Regions from separate parts of the Homo sapiens genome. Here region 2 is linked to region 1. Evidence: chromatin loops called from intact Hi-C (ENCODE). Cell type or tissue: dorsolateral prefrontal cortex. All regions are shown on one strand. Each heading gives the region's core, and the rest is flanking DNA. Links, peaks and the distances in the headings are about the cores only.

The links. A loop is a pair of places that touch in the nucleus more often than their neighbours do. Peaks named below come from ENCODE experiments on the same cell type or tissue, not always from the same donor. Only the 100,000 strongest peaks of a DNase experiment are listed, where the experiment ranks them.
Region 2: it touches region 1 in a loop (6-fold over the local background); 1 of 110 quality-filtered maps calls a loop at or near these places.

What each region holds. Positions count from the first base shown.
Region 1 is chr6:146,503,334-146,510,965 of GRCh38, reverse strand. No RefSeq gene overlaps it. Among named protein-coding and RNA genes, the nearest start is that of RAB32, 37 kb to the left of the region's middle. In dorsolateral prefrontal cortex, for the core only: no CTCF peak of the experiment used is centred there; no DNase peak of the experiment used is centred there; H3K27ac peaks cover 2,163 bases.
Region 2 is chr6:146,023,300-146,030,931 of GRCh38, reverse strand. It overlaps GRM1 (glutamate metabotropic receptor 1), which reads right to left and starts at 1,870. Exons shown (of 8, transcript NM_001278064.2): 1 at 715-1,870. The coding sequence starts at 1,414. RefSeq lists enhancers at 1,051-1,551, 1,552-2,052. In dorsolateral prefrontal cortex, for the core only: a CTCF peak has its summit at 3,251; DNase peaks (open chromatin) are centred at 2,521 and 3,201; H3K4me3 peaks cover 1,571 bases; H3K27ac peaks cover 643 bases; H3K27me3 peaks cover 229 bases.

The sequences.
Region 1 (7,632 bases), core at 2,118-4,617:
ACCAAAAAAGAGCCCACGTAGCCAAGACAATCCAAAGCAAAAAGAACAAAGCTGGAGGCATCATGCTACCTGACTTCAAACTATACTACAAGGCTACAGTAACCAAAACAGCATGGTACTGGTACCAAAACAGATATATAGACCAATGGAACAGAACAGAGCCCTCAGAAATAACACCACACTTCTAAAACCATCTGATCTTTGACAAACCTGACAAACACCAGCAATGGGGAAAGGATTCTCTATTTAATAAATGGTGCTGCGAATACTGGCTAGCCATATGTAGAAAGCTGAAACTGGATCCCTTCCTTACACCTTATACAAAATTAACTCAAGATGGATTAAAGACTTAAATGTAAGACCTAAAACCATACAAACCCTAGAAGAAAACCTAGGCAATACCGTTCAGGACATAGGCATGGACAAAGATTCAATGACTAAAACACCAAAAGCAATGGCAACAAAAGCCAAAATAGACAAATAGGATCTAATTAAACTAAAAAGCTTCTGCACAGCAAAAAAACTATCATCAGAGTGAATAGGCGACCTAGAGAATGGGAGAAAATTTTTGCAATCTACCCATGTGACAAAGAGCTAATATCCAGAATCTACAAAGAACTCAAACAAATGTACAAGAAAAAAAAAACCACCAAAAAGTGGGCAGAGGATATGAACAGACACTTCTCAAAAGAAGACATTTATGCAGCCAACAGACACGTGAAAAAATACTCATCATCACTGATCATCAGAGAAATGCAAATCAAAACCACAATGAGACACCATCTTAGGCCAGTTAGAATGGCGATCATTAAAAAAGTCAGGAAACAAACGCTGGAGAAGATGTGGAGAAATAGGAAGGCTTTTACACTGTTGGTGGGAGTGTAAATTAGTTCAACCATTGTGGAAGACAGTGTGGCGATTCCTCAAGGATCTAGAACTAGAAATACCATTTGACCTAGCGATCCCATTACTGGGTATCTACCCAAAGGATTATAAATCATGCTACTATAAAGACACATGCACACATATGTTTATTGTGGCACTATTCACAATAGCAAAGACTTGGAACCAACCCAAATGTCCACCGATGATAGACTGAATTAAGAAAATGTGGCACATATACACCATGGATTACTATGCAGCCATAAAAAATGATGAGTTCATGTCCTTTGCAGGGATATTGATGAAGCTGGAAACCATTATTCTTAGCAAACTATCACAAGGACAGAGAACCAAACATCGCATGTTCTCACTCATAGGTGGGAATTGAACAACGAGAACACATGGACACAGGGCAGGGAACATCACACGCTGGGGCCTGTTGGGGAGTGGGGGCTGGCAGAGGGATAGCATTAGGAGAAATACCTAATGTAAATGACGAGTTGATGGGTGCAACCAGCCAACATGGCACATGTATACCTATGTAACAAACCTGCATGTTGTGCACATGTACCCTAGAACATAAAGTATAATAATAAAAAAAGAATAAGAGATCTCTTAATTACTGTCATACTTCCAGCACCTAACCCAATGTCTTCTTAAGTGTCTTCTCATAATTTTACTTATATTGAAAATTTATAATCTATTGAAATTAACAAAACAGCCTTAAGTATTATACCCTCTATAAAGTGTATTTTATACTTCCAAAGATCCTAGGACCTCATATAATGCAAACTTGTTCATATATAACAGTATAGGGTGGAAGGAGAGTGGTGATGGAAAGAGTTCCTATTAGGACCTTATGCTTATTACCTAAGTAACAAAATAATCTGTACACCAAACTCCCATGACACACAATTTACTGATATAACAAATGTGCATGTGTACCCCTGAACCTAAAATAAAAATTAAAAATATAAAATAAAACAGAATACATCAGAGCAACCTATTTTCCTATCTCAGATACAAGACTAGTATAACATAATTTTTTTTTAATGTTAGTGCTCCTTTAAACTAGTTGTTTAATGAAAGGATCAATAATAATGTGTTTCATCCCTCTTTGTGCTAAAGATATCAAAACACCATATTGGCATCAGTTTAGTCATCCTCATAAGATTCCTCATTCCATCTTATGTTGAATTTATAGATGAGAGGACTAAAGCACAGAATGTGGGCTGGCTTACTCACTTATCCACTATGATATAACTGGAAAATAACAGATCTATTCAATTTTGCTTCTATTTCCCTTTTAGACCTACATTCCCAGTTTTTGTACCACTCTTGGCAATATGTAGGTATTGAAAAAAATTTAATTCCAAACTTGGTGATTTTTCACGAATTGTTCCTCAAATATCTTAGAAGAAATCTTTCTCTTGTTTTTTCCCAATTGCATGGCTTGTTTCTTCTCCTTAATCTTAAATAACAATCAAATTATGTTTTGTGTTATTATTTTTACTAGATTATCAATTCTTAGTATCTAACTGGCCTTATTGTTAGATGTTTGCTGACTCTGCCCCTGGAAGAGTCATTTATTTGGTAAATCCCTGATCTTAGAAAGTGCTTAACCCTTGCAATTCCTGTGTGCAAGACCATCCTTAGATTCTTTCGGTTCTTGATGAGATAGACATTGCAGGGCATTAAAAGAGAAACCAAAGACTTTTACTCTCACTTTATTCCCGTTTAACCACAATGTTGAGTATTCCACCTTTGTAGTGTTTGCAGTCCTTTATTGCAGGTAAGATTCTTCAATACTCATAAGCTTCTGCACCTCAGGGTTGGTGGAGCCGCCTTAGAAAAGACAGAGTCATTTTGCCCTGAACCTACAGTCAAACCCCACAGGGGGACCCCACATGTATTTCCAGCAGGGAGAGGGTGTTCTCATCACTTCTATTTATGTTCTCCTGGATAGAATCTGGGTGTCCATGGTAGCATCCAGTTACAATTTCGTATTGCCTTATTTGGGATGCAAAGGGACAGCCTTTTCCCAATATTCCTAGAAGCATGGAATACTGACTGGCAAGCATGATTTCTCAGCAAAGGTCTTTAAAAAGCTTTGCCAACATTCCTTTTCCTTCCCTTACTGCAGGTAGGCAATTCAGCTGTAGGATGGGGCACATGAGCAATGCCTGTTAACCTCCTGCTCCTATAAGAAGAGACATTATTACATGGCCCATGAGAGAGGCCTAAGGTCCCATGTACAGGATTTCCCACAGCATTTCCCTAATATGGCACTTGATGAATATTGATTGAAGTATTAATCTTTGCATGCCCTTGTTGTTTCTTTTTCTCAGCTTGCCACACTACATAGCTCAAGTTCTTAAGGATATTTGTCAAATAGAATTGAGTTAACATCCTCTGAAGAGCTTCTGAAATTAATTACTGGAATGTACATTTTATGCATCTTTTTTTCCATGCATAATGCATTAGATACCGACTTTACTGCGATTTACTTTATAGCCTAGGCAAAATTTAACCCATTCTTTTCCCCACAGATTCAGCTCCCCAACAAGCTAAGGACGTGTGCCAAGGCTTCTATTCCTCCCCTGGAGATCCACATTCTCTTGCCAAAATATGGATACATTTTGATCAACTTATGACCTTTTGATTTTGCCCTAGTGTCCTACAGCAGATACAGCTGTGCTTGTAGCCAGACTCCAAACCTTAGTGTGGTCTGGAGATTAGGTGACAGAAAATAACTCTTATCTCATGGGCCATACTTCTAGGAAAGTTGGGTTAATTTTTAAATGGTCAAAATTTTCACTGGATTCACCATTGAACAGAATTTGATGTCATTTCTTGGGACAAGTGCTCAAGACTGTATGAGTTAGCCCCTCTCTACTCACCAGAATCCATGAGGAGGTCATCTTGGGTTGCATGGAAAATGGCCATGTCCCCAAAGCTTAACTCTTCACATAGTGCTTCCCGAACCTGTTTGTACTTATAATTGTACTGTTGAAATGCGACTATTGTGATGACTAGTGAGTGAGTTTATCAGATTCTGACATTGACTTACTGCTCTCTGATGAGCTTGGAAATTCTGATTTAATGCTTTGCGAGAAGAGTACCTTACTCATTTTTTGCTATCAGATCAATGATTTAAAAATCCGTCTTCAGTGTTTGGGGAAGTATGTGTCTCTTCTTTCCTATACAAAATAATAATAATACTAAGGAGAGTTCATCTATATCAAATTTATATCTTAAGACAATATAAAATGAATAATAACTACTTGAAAGATGTTTTGGAACAGCTGCCACAATATTCAGAGTGTATTTTTGGTTAGAAAGTTTCAAACCACAGATTGCAATTGATGTATACATTTGGGGGAGCTTATGTTTCTCATTTTTAAAATCCTAAGACAATTGCTCCTTAAAGTCAAATGTTGTTCACTTGGATGTAAAAGGCTACTCTTTTCTGCATGTTTCTGAACTGTGAGATTTAATTTTGTGAAGATTATTTTAACTTGGAAAATTATGTGAATTGCATTAACTCTAAAAATTGTCTTGATAAATATCATCTGAATTAGTTCCCTTGAAAGAATTCAGAAATTGACACCTAGGCACTTCCAGCTCTAGGCTCCAACATCTCATGCCACTTGCCAAAATAATCTCATCTATTTTATTGATTTGGTTCAGGCCTGATGAACAATGGTTGGTGCTCTTTATTTAAAGCTTAATTTAGAATTACCCACAAGGAACATAAGGGGAATATTGCAGTTTCTCAACTGCCTTAATGTGATGAAAAGCTGAGGGCTTTGTTTCATGGTTCTTTGCTGATAACCCTGGCTGGGGTATATTTAGGCTGTTCCTGCTTCTCAGAAGGTGTGAAGCTAAGTCACAGGACAAACTTTTTGTTTGCTTCTTATGATACTGACATTCGCAGACTGTTCATAATGGAACTACACCTTTCCCAGTTGCTCTGTTTTTCCTATTTACAAGAATAAATTGTGGTTTAATCAGGATATAATCTTATGCAATTCCCCTGGATGCTATTTTTTAATTTTAAGAATCATTTTAGATTGTGCTTTCTTAATTTTAAACTTTCCAAGGGCCATTCTCTGAGAATCTCTTCAATATCTTTGTTTCTGATGCTCATTCATTTTGACAGACAAAATGGGAGACAATTGGACTGAAGCAGGTTTTTTATATCAACTCTTGCAGTCATTTTTTATCTCTCTCCCTCGCTGATTCTTATGTTTCAAATCTCAGCTGCAAACATTCCACTCCCTCTGCTATAGCACTGTTCAGAGTATATTACTCATTGTTTGTCTCAGGAGTCATTATTTTTAGTAGCTCAGTCAGGAGTTTAGGGATATAGCTTGAACATATGCTATAATTCAAATAGAGAAAACCCCAAGTCTCTCAGGATCCTGGGCTTCTAATACTGCAGCTGCAAGGCAGGTGAGAACACAGACAATTCAAAATCTCATCATCATTTATGGTGTATGACCAGGAGGGCTTCTGTATCTCCTATATTATCTCCTATTTTACTGGATCTTAAATGCCACGTCTCATAAGAGTGTTCTGGTACAGGCCCCTTGTCTCATTTACTCTACAGGGGGTTGGGTTGACCACTCCTCATGAAAAATATCTCCAGAATAGAAAAATTCTTAGTACAGAGGGTTTTCTCACACAACTATCTCCTAGAAACATGTGAAGGCAGTAGGAGGAGTAGATTTGCCTTCAAAGCAGCAGCTTCTCAGAAGGAATATGATAGAGCTAACGAAAATTTCTTTTTCTCACTGCTTTTTCTTTTAAAATAGAAGCATTTCTTCTGACAACCTATTATAACCTACTCCAGGGATTCCCCCTGAATCTTCTATTTAAGAAAATGGATAGCAAGTGGAGCAGAGGTGATGTCGGGGGATGGAGGGGAAGAGCAAGGCGACTACCTCTTACTTCTTTAGGAAAGATAAACACACAATCCGCATTCTGACACTGAGTGGCTATGAGGGAGTTTGCTGAAAATAAGAAAGTTCATGGATTATGAAATCTCAGTATTATTCCTGGAGCTATTATATGGCTTGGTACCAGTATGACAGTGTGTAAATTCTCTCTCCCTGTATAAAACACATACACATACGCACACACCCCACAGGACTTTCCATCCAGAAAATGTCTTTAATGGTGAACTCCTTGCTTAAAGGCAAGATATAACCAGCTTTGTTGAACAGTTTTCTTTTCCCTGTTTATGACACACCTCCTATTGTGAATCTTGCTGAGAGGAATGCCCTTTATGTTTCATCCATGTAATTGTGCCTGACATTTTTGCAGGAACCACTCTAGTGATGATTTTGCTGTGTGGCCATGTACAAATTTTAATACAGAATAAGATTTATCCTTCTCCCACCCTGTTCATATTAATTGGACAACAGAAATGACAGACTATAATCCAACCCCAGGTCAGATTTGAATACAGAGTGTACAATCACTATAACATCATAGAATCTAGCGAGGGTTATAAATAAAAGGCAGTAAATTGTTGAGTTGCTCATTACACATCAAATGTTTCTGGCTATAAAACTATAAAAACAAGTTTAACAAAATCTTAGTTTTCATATAATTGTTAAAATTGATCAAATATAGCTATTCAGTTTAGTAGGTGAGCTGAAGGAAAGTATGCAGTTTTGAAGATACATTGACAATTATCCCTCTTTTAAAATTACCTAATTAAGATGTTTCTAGCATCTTGATGCACACCTTACCATTTTTAGCATGATTTTCCCTCTAATTAATAGATTGAATCATTGGTTTCTCCTCTTTCTTTCCTTTCTTTCTTCTTTCTTTCTTTCTTTCTTTCTTTCCTTTTCTTTCTTTCCTTTCTTTCTTTCTTTCTAGATCTCTTTGCACAGTAACAATGAGATGATACAATCATTTGTCTTGCTAATTATTTCAACAGAAAATGGAAAAATATATTTAATTTAAAAAGGATATTTATAATTCTCTCTTGCCACTCTTTCAATGTTGAGGCCCAAAATATCTAGACAGGCTACTGTATGCATGGGAATAGGCAAATAATAAGATTGGAGAATTGTTGGAGGTTTCTTTCAAAATATACTACAAATATTATCATATTATATTTCAAAATTAAAGTATTTCAAATTTTAGGAATGTTTGGGTATTTATGCACATGAATGCATTTTCAAAAGATCTAGGCAGTCTATATTTTTAAGTTCGTATACATTTTTATGGGATACAATTATCCTTTTCACCATTCATTTTATTTTTACCTATGCCCACTAGTAATGTCTATGTCCTTTAAAGTTATATCTAGCATTGTTTTCTTATGAATATTTGCCATTTTAACCAAACATGAGGAAATTCTTAATGGAAAAACATTTACCAAGTGCCTCTTCAGTGCCAGGTACTTCACTTCTCAAATGAAAAATGATTTAAGGAACTGGGAATGCCTAGCCTATAAAAGACCAGATTGATGCAGAACTATAGAACATTGTTCACACATTTGAAGAACTGACTGTAGATAAGAAATTCATTTTACACAGTGCAGCTCCAGAGGCAATAATGCCCATTTTTATTCAGCAGACATTTATCAAGAATCTTCCATGTGCCAGTCACTGCCATGAATCCTAGACATACCACAGTGCATAAGACATTTCTCTGCTCTCAAGAAGCAAACTATCTATTGAAACCCAAATAGGTCAAAGCCTCAGGGAAGATAATTTCAGATCAACACAA
Region 2 (7,632 bases), core at 1,909-4,408, 480 kb after region 1:
CAAGTGGTCACCAGTGTTATTTCTCATAAAACAAGATAATTCTTGGGGGAGTGAGGGAATCTGGATGATTTTAGCCTATAAAGTAAGAAGAAAATACATTATTTAAATTACTTACTTTTTCTTTGTAACTAAGGTACTCCAGAAGTAAAAATATAAGTTTCTGATATACTGAGGGAGATGACTGCATTAATCCTACATTCACAGGAAAGTTTTGGATATGTAAGAAGGGGTACAAGAGGACAAAGAAAATCTTCAACTGTTAAAGAAAGATAAAGCTTTGAAGTCCTATTTGTGGAATAGTAACTTCTTTTTGCCAATCACTCACACTGAATTAACTCATTACACCTGGAAAGTCATAGCCAGTCACTGAAGGGCAATATAACACCTTGGACAAATAAGCCTTCCAAACGCAAACTCAAAATATGAGGGCAAACAAGTATTCAAGTCAAATCTACTGCTGGACACTTTGCATGGAAAGTTTGATACCCTTTCAGCTCCTATTATCCTCAGATATTCTATGGGGTACAATTTTCCTACACTATAATTGTAAGGAAATGAGGATAAAAGGCAATGCCTGGGTGGGCAGTACTGAGAAGGGTAAACTCCGTTCCCCACAGTGCTAGAAATAAACAGGAACAATACTATGATCCCAGGAGCACATCATGCATTGCCCTGACTTTCTCAGTACCCTTCTTTCCCAAATATAATGCCTACCTTCCGTGTGGACTGCAGAGACATAGGTCCAATTGTAACGTTTGACTATGTCAAGCATGGCCCTTGCCTGCAAAGTGTCAGAAGGGACAACCCTCAGGAAGTATTTGTACAAAGTTTTGTCACTCAGGTCGATGCTTGTGGCTGAATAAGCGATCTGGGGGATGTCGAAGAGCTGGAGCAGGTTCTGCACTTGAATGGCTACAGAGCTGGAGCCGGGACCGATCACTCCCGCAATGGGCTTCTTAGTCCTGCCTGGGGGGAGGGACTGGCCGTCAGGCAGACACCGGTTGATCCCATCCTTCTCATCTCGAATGGAAATCAGAGAGTCCCTAATGAACTCAATGCTCTGTTCCAGAGCCACGGAAGAGTGCCAGCAGGAGTCCCGGATCTCACTGCCCAGGGTGATGTTGGGCAGGAGGACCGGGTCCGCGTTGATCTTATCCAACGTGTGGAACATGGCCTCCACCCTCTGGATGCCATACTGCTCCCTGATCTCCCCACACTTCCTCTCGGGCACTTTCTCGGCCGGAGGCTGGTGATGGACTGAGAAGAGGGCTCCAATGATGACATCTCCGTCCATTCTGGCCACCGAGCGCTGAGACGACGCTCCTGCCAGCAACACTTTCCTGCCGGGGCTTCTGGGGAGAAGGGACACCTCCAAAAAGATCGCTGGGAAAAAAAACAAAAGGAGCCCGACCATGGTGGTGAGGACGAGGTCCACAGCCTGCCAGCCGCGTTCCCACGCTGGTCCCGCTGCAGGCTCCCGGCGCGCACCCCCAAGACGCCCAGCGCCGCCTCTCCCGGAGTGGTGCCCCTCGCCAACAATGGTCGTCCAAGGCCTTTGCCTCCTCCACCACCGCCTCCTTCCCCTTCGTCTCCTCCTCTGGGTCCTCCACGACCGCCTCTACAAGCTGGAGGCGTTTGTAAGGGAATTCGAGTCCCCGTTCTTCACCGGTAGTGCATCAAGGTAAATTGATCAAGAGTACAGTGGAAGTCGTGTTGGCAGCGGTGAGCTAGATGCTGCTGACAAAAGACAGAGAAAAATCACAACCTTGTCATCAGAGGACCTGTGTTAAAACTCTGGGGTCTATAATGTTAACAGTTGCCTTGTCCGTTTCATTTCGGCACATCCTGATATCGGCTGCAGGAACAGCTTGGAGCGCAGCTGTGGTCACTGAGGAAGGCGGGGTGTCCTGCCCCCTCTGTCCTCACGGGTCCAGGCGGCGCAGAGCCCCGCCAACTCGCCCGCTCCTCCAACCTTAAGTCGTTTCCTGGTCCCCTAAAACCTATCATGCTTTCTAACTTGGAGGGCGGTGGGGAAGGTGAGCAGAGAGGAGGGGAGGAGCTAGGTCCTTCAACCCAAGAGAACTTTCCGGATTGGAAAAGATCAACTTTTTTTCAGAAGAAAATTTGGAAACTCATTGTAAAGGTGGAAGCGCGACTTTAAAATAAACGTAAACAAAGGATGCACCTTTTACTTTAATTTTGAGGGGTTGAAGAAGCCCTGACATAAAATCAGCTGTAAATATAAATTTGCCAGCTTGAAGAAAATCCACATTAGTTACTAAGGCAACGCCTGGTAAAGTCTCCGTATGGAGGAGTTTGGTATGTTTCCCCCGTAAGAAGTCAGGCTTGCTGTGTATGTTCAAGAAGAAGGGGTGCAGATAAGGTAACTTGTTTCCCGCGGTGGGTGGACGGGTTAGGGGGGGTCCTGCGCTTGCTTTGGGGTTTGCATAGTTGCTAGAAAGGGAACGGAGGGGAGCTTCCGGGTTGCTCTCGCCGCGGCAGCCTGAGCCCTGCCGCCTTCAGGACCCTGGACAGTGCTCGGTCCAGCCAGACATTCCCTGGCAGGGCCTGCAAGGGACGCTTTGACCAGTGAGTTGCAATTCCCTGACCCGCTTTGCTCTTTCAACCTCCCTCCTCTGAGTTCTTTACCCATACACACACACACACACACACACACACACACACACACACACACACACTCCCTTCCACTCGAGTCCCCACCGCCCCTCCGCCCTCATTCTCATCACCTTGCACCGCTTGTGCAGGTATATATCCAAACCCACCCGCTTGGGGACAGAGGCGCCAAATCTCAGCCGCCTGCGGGGCTGAAGTTGGCTCCCTCTCCCGTTCCTCCCCTGCTCCTTTTCTCAAGGTGAGAGTCGACGAAAAGGGGGCTATGGGAGCGGGCGAGGAGAGCACAGGAGGTGAGGCAGAAAAAGGAGAAAGAAAACCCAGGCACCCATTGGTCCCGACTCTTCCTGAGGATACAGGACGAAAAGAAATACATAAGCGAGAATGCGCCTGGGACCCGGAGGAAAATCTGATAGACTGGGACTTTGTCTGCCGTTGTGGGTGGGTTTCACCGGAGGAAGTGTCCGCTCACCTGAGTCTGTTTGGAGGACATGGACTTGAGACATACCTGAGTACCTGAGTCGGGGTAGACAGCGCTATGGTCCCGGGGCCAGAGGACCGTGGCCACGCTCGGCTTGCAGACGCCTCAGCTCTAATCCAGACGGTGCAAGGATGCGATCTGGGCTGTACACTAGTGCCCTCTTTCTTCAGCACTATTTTACCGCAAGGGAAAAAGAGGGGGAGGGAAGAAAAAAAAAAACAGGTCACCCAAGGCTTGTCTATTATCTCATGTATAAAAATCAGTCGTTTGATAGAGGGAGGAGGGGAGACAAACTAGGAGGAAGTGGGGAATATTAATTCCTTTACTATATGAGGGGTCGTATAGAAGCTGCCAGATACGTGAATAGTCAGACAATCTGGCCAAAGAAGTGGAGAACTGCCTAGGCTGCTTTGGGGTAGATATCTTTGTATATATATCTCAGGGACTCAAATATATTTTCTCTTTCTGCGAGTAAAGTCCCTACAGAGGGAAACAGAGTGTAAACACATGTACAGACATCTAAAGAAAGGCTCTATTAGTAGATTGCAAGGGAAATCAGGAAGAGGCTGCATAGGGTGGGAGAAGGGAAAGGACAGGCATGCCCATTATGAATTAAGGTATGCCAAATGAAGAGAGACATATTGTGGCTGCATTTTCAGGTCAAGATGTAACTAAATTGAGAATGAGAGTCAGGTCACATGAAAATACTGGAGTGACAAATACTTATCCAAATTCCTCCCAGGCGGCCATCACCTTCCCTACAGGTCTATGGTGTTGCTTCTGACTGTGTGAAAAGCGGAAGTTAAATCACATTCCTCTGGGAACATGTTGGCTGAGCAGAATGTGGCCCGGCTTTTTCAGGGGAAAAGACAAGTGACAGTGTGTCTTTCTACTCTTGTTCAAAGCTTTCTATTTGTGTCATCTGCAGAGCAGAGAGATCAGCTTACGTTGGTCCCTTATGGGTCAGCTTATAATCGCCTTGCTCAGGTCATTATTATATTATGGAATGGTGCCATGTCAGACTGGAGGGGACAAACCACATGAGGCAGTTTCAAATACTCTTCAGTGTGTTCCATGAAACTTAGGAAGGAAAACAATACCTCTAGTCAATAACAAAAGGTCTTTCTCATTCTGGTTCTGATCTTTTTTTCCCTAAGTGTCAGAGTTTTCTGGATTTTTTTTTTTTAGACAGCCCAAAGAGAATATATTTTTTTCTTTTTCCACAAATAATGCACTAAACAACGTTCACATTTTTTAGACTAAATGATCTCAATTCGGGAAGTAGCCACATGTTTACATAAGGAAAATGGGAAGAGGTAAGTTCTGATCATCACATATGGGACTAAATGGCTCTCTGCTTCTACCCTAGGAATATGTCTGTTCGAAGAACAGCAAGCCACAGGTATGCACAGAGTCCCATAGTATCTGACTTCCTCTAGTAGCCACTTAAGTTCAATTTTAGATAAGCCCATTAGAGTGTGATAAGCTCTAAATGTTACTTTCCTAGAATATTCCAGAGATATAGTGAATGTGCAAAGATTTCTGTGCATATATACCCCTTAATTATGATTTTCAGCATTAAAGAAAGTAATGTCTCTGAAGTCCACATTTAGTGTCAATATGTGCTCCTAAAGCTGAACATCTTTAATATATCACATTGCTGTACTGAAGGAATAATTAAATGTTCAGATTTATTGGTTCTCAAATTCATTTTACAGTCCAAGTAAAAACTACACATTCAGGCTGGCTGAAACTAATCATTTTAAAGACGATGAATTTGAGGATTATAACATGCCAGATGCATGCATATACAAAAAGTGTTAAAGAAAAAAAATTTCAAATGTATTAATTTGAAATGATCAATTAAATTTATTGATAATTATTTAAGAGCTAACTATAGAAGGTACCAGGACAAAAACAATCAAAGAAGAAGGCATTGAGACAAAAGAAGACAAGATCACCCAAATATACTTTCTCTTTCTATAAATGAAGACTTCACATAGGAGGCAGGGTATAATACATGTGCAGACATCTAAGGGATGGTTCTTCCAGTAGGATTGAAGGGGATTACTGCAACAATGAGCTACATACAAACTAGCAAATACAAGTAAATACACTAATCTATAAGAGTTCAAAGAATGCTAAAGGTTCATGAATCCAGAAATATTGTTAGTATGAATATTCAGTACTAGTATGAAATCACATTACAATCAGTATGTGATCTGTAGCAGGGTAAAAAACTGTTATCGGTATTTAGGTTTGGGAAATCTATACACAATGTGGTGGAGATCAAGATCAAAATCAAAAGAATGTCTAATCTAGTATGTGATTTTTAGCAGGATAAAAAAGTGTTATCAGTATTTAGGTTTGGGAAATCTATTTAATACACTATTTAGTGGAGATCAAGATCAAAATCAAAACAATATCTGCACTATTATCTCAAAACAATGATTTAATGTGCTGCTGTAACAATAAGAACAGAATGTTCACCATCCTGATATGGTAATAAGGTAAATATTATCCATCAACAAAACTGTAGTCACCCTCCTTATGAATGTATGCATAATTATCATTGCTTTCCATCATAAAGTATTTCATAGAATAATGAGTCTAGGCTATAAAAGAGCAAAAGGATATAAAGTTTTCCACATAAAATCAGCTAGAAATTTAAACTCTTCAAATGGGAGAGATAAGAAGCAAGCAAGAATCAGACAAAAGAAACAAAGGGATGAATTAAGTCTTGTATTAGGTCATTCTTACACTGCTATAAAAAAATATAATCATGGCAAAAGGTGAAGGGGAAACAAGGGACAGCTTCCCACAGTGGCAGAAAAGCAGGAGAAACTGCCACTATGAAATCATCATATCTCATGAGAACTCACTCACTTATCATGAGAACAGCATGGGGTAAACTGCTCCCATGATCTAATCACCTCCCACCAGGTCCCTTCCTCAACACCTAGGGATTAAAATTTGAGATGAGATTTGGATGGGGACACAAAGCCAAACCATGTCATTTCACCCCGGCCCCTCCCAAATTTCATGCCCCATTCACATTTCAAAACCAATCATGCCTTCTCAACAATCCCCCACAGTCTTAACTCATTCCAGCATTAACCCAAAAGTCCAAGTCCAAAGTCTCATCTGAGACAAGGCAAATCCGTTCCACCTATGAGCCAGTAAAATCAAAAGCAAGTTAGTTACATCCAAGACAAAATGGAGGTACAGGCATGAAGTAAATGTTCCCATTCCAAATGGAAGAAGTTGCCCAGAACAAAGAGGCCATAGGCCTCATGCAAGTCAGAAAGCCAACAGGGCAGTCATTAAATCTTAAAGCTCCAAAATAATCTCATTTAACTCCATGTCTCACATGTCTCACATTGAGGGAATGCTGATGCAAGGGGTGGACTCCTATAGCCTTGGGCAGCTCCTTTGTGGACTCTCATTGAGTGCCCATGGCTTTTCCAGACACACAGTACAAGCTGTTGGTGGATCTACCATTATGGAGTCAGGAGCATGGTGGCCCTTTTCTCACAGCTCCACTAGGCAGTGCCCCAGTGGGGATTCTGTGTGGGGGCTCCAACCCCACATCTCCCTTCTGAATTGCCCTTCCAGAGATTCTCTATGAGGGCCCTGCCCCAGCAACCAACTTCTGCCTGGACATCCAGGCACTTCCATACATCCTCTGAAATCTAGGTGGAGGTTCCCAAGCCTCAATTTTTGACTTCTGTGCACCTATAGGCTCAACACCACATGGAAGCTTCCAAGGCTTGGGGCTTGCAGCCTCTGAAGCAATGACCCAAGCTGCACCTTGGCCCTTTTTAGCCACAGCTGGAGCTGGAGCAAATGAGACACAGAGCACCAAGTCCCAGGGCTTCACAGAGCAGTGGGGCCCTGGACCTGGCCCATTAAACCATTTACCTCTCCTAGGTCTCTGGGCCTGTGATAGGAGGATCTGCCTTGAAGATCTCTGACATGCTCTAGAGACATTTCCCCATTGCCTTGGTGATTAACATTCAGCTCCTCATTACTTATGCAAATTTCTGCAACTGGCTTAAACTTCTCCCCAGAAAATGGGGTTTTCTTTTCTACCAAATGGTCAGGGCACAAATTTTCAAAACTTTTATGCTCTGCTTCTGTTTTAAACATAAGTTCCAGTTTCAAACCATTTATTTGGGAACACATATAACCACACTTTCAGAAAAAAGCAGGTCACCTCTTGAATGCTTTGTTGCTTAGAAATTTCTTCTGCCAGAGACCCTAAATCATCCCTCTCAAGTTCAAAGTTCCACAGATCTCTAGGGCAGGGGCAAAATGCTGCCAGTCTCTTTGCTAAAGCATATCAAGAGTGACCTTTGCTCCATTTCCCAGTAAGTTCTCATCTCCGTCTGAAACCACCTCAGCCTGGACTTCATTGTCCATACCACTATCAGCATTTGGGTCAAAACCATTCAACAAGACTCTAGGAAGTTTCAAACTTTCCCACATCTTCCTGCCTCCCATGTCTTCTTCTAAGCCCT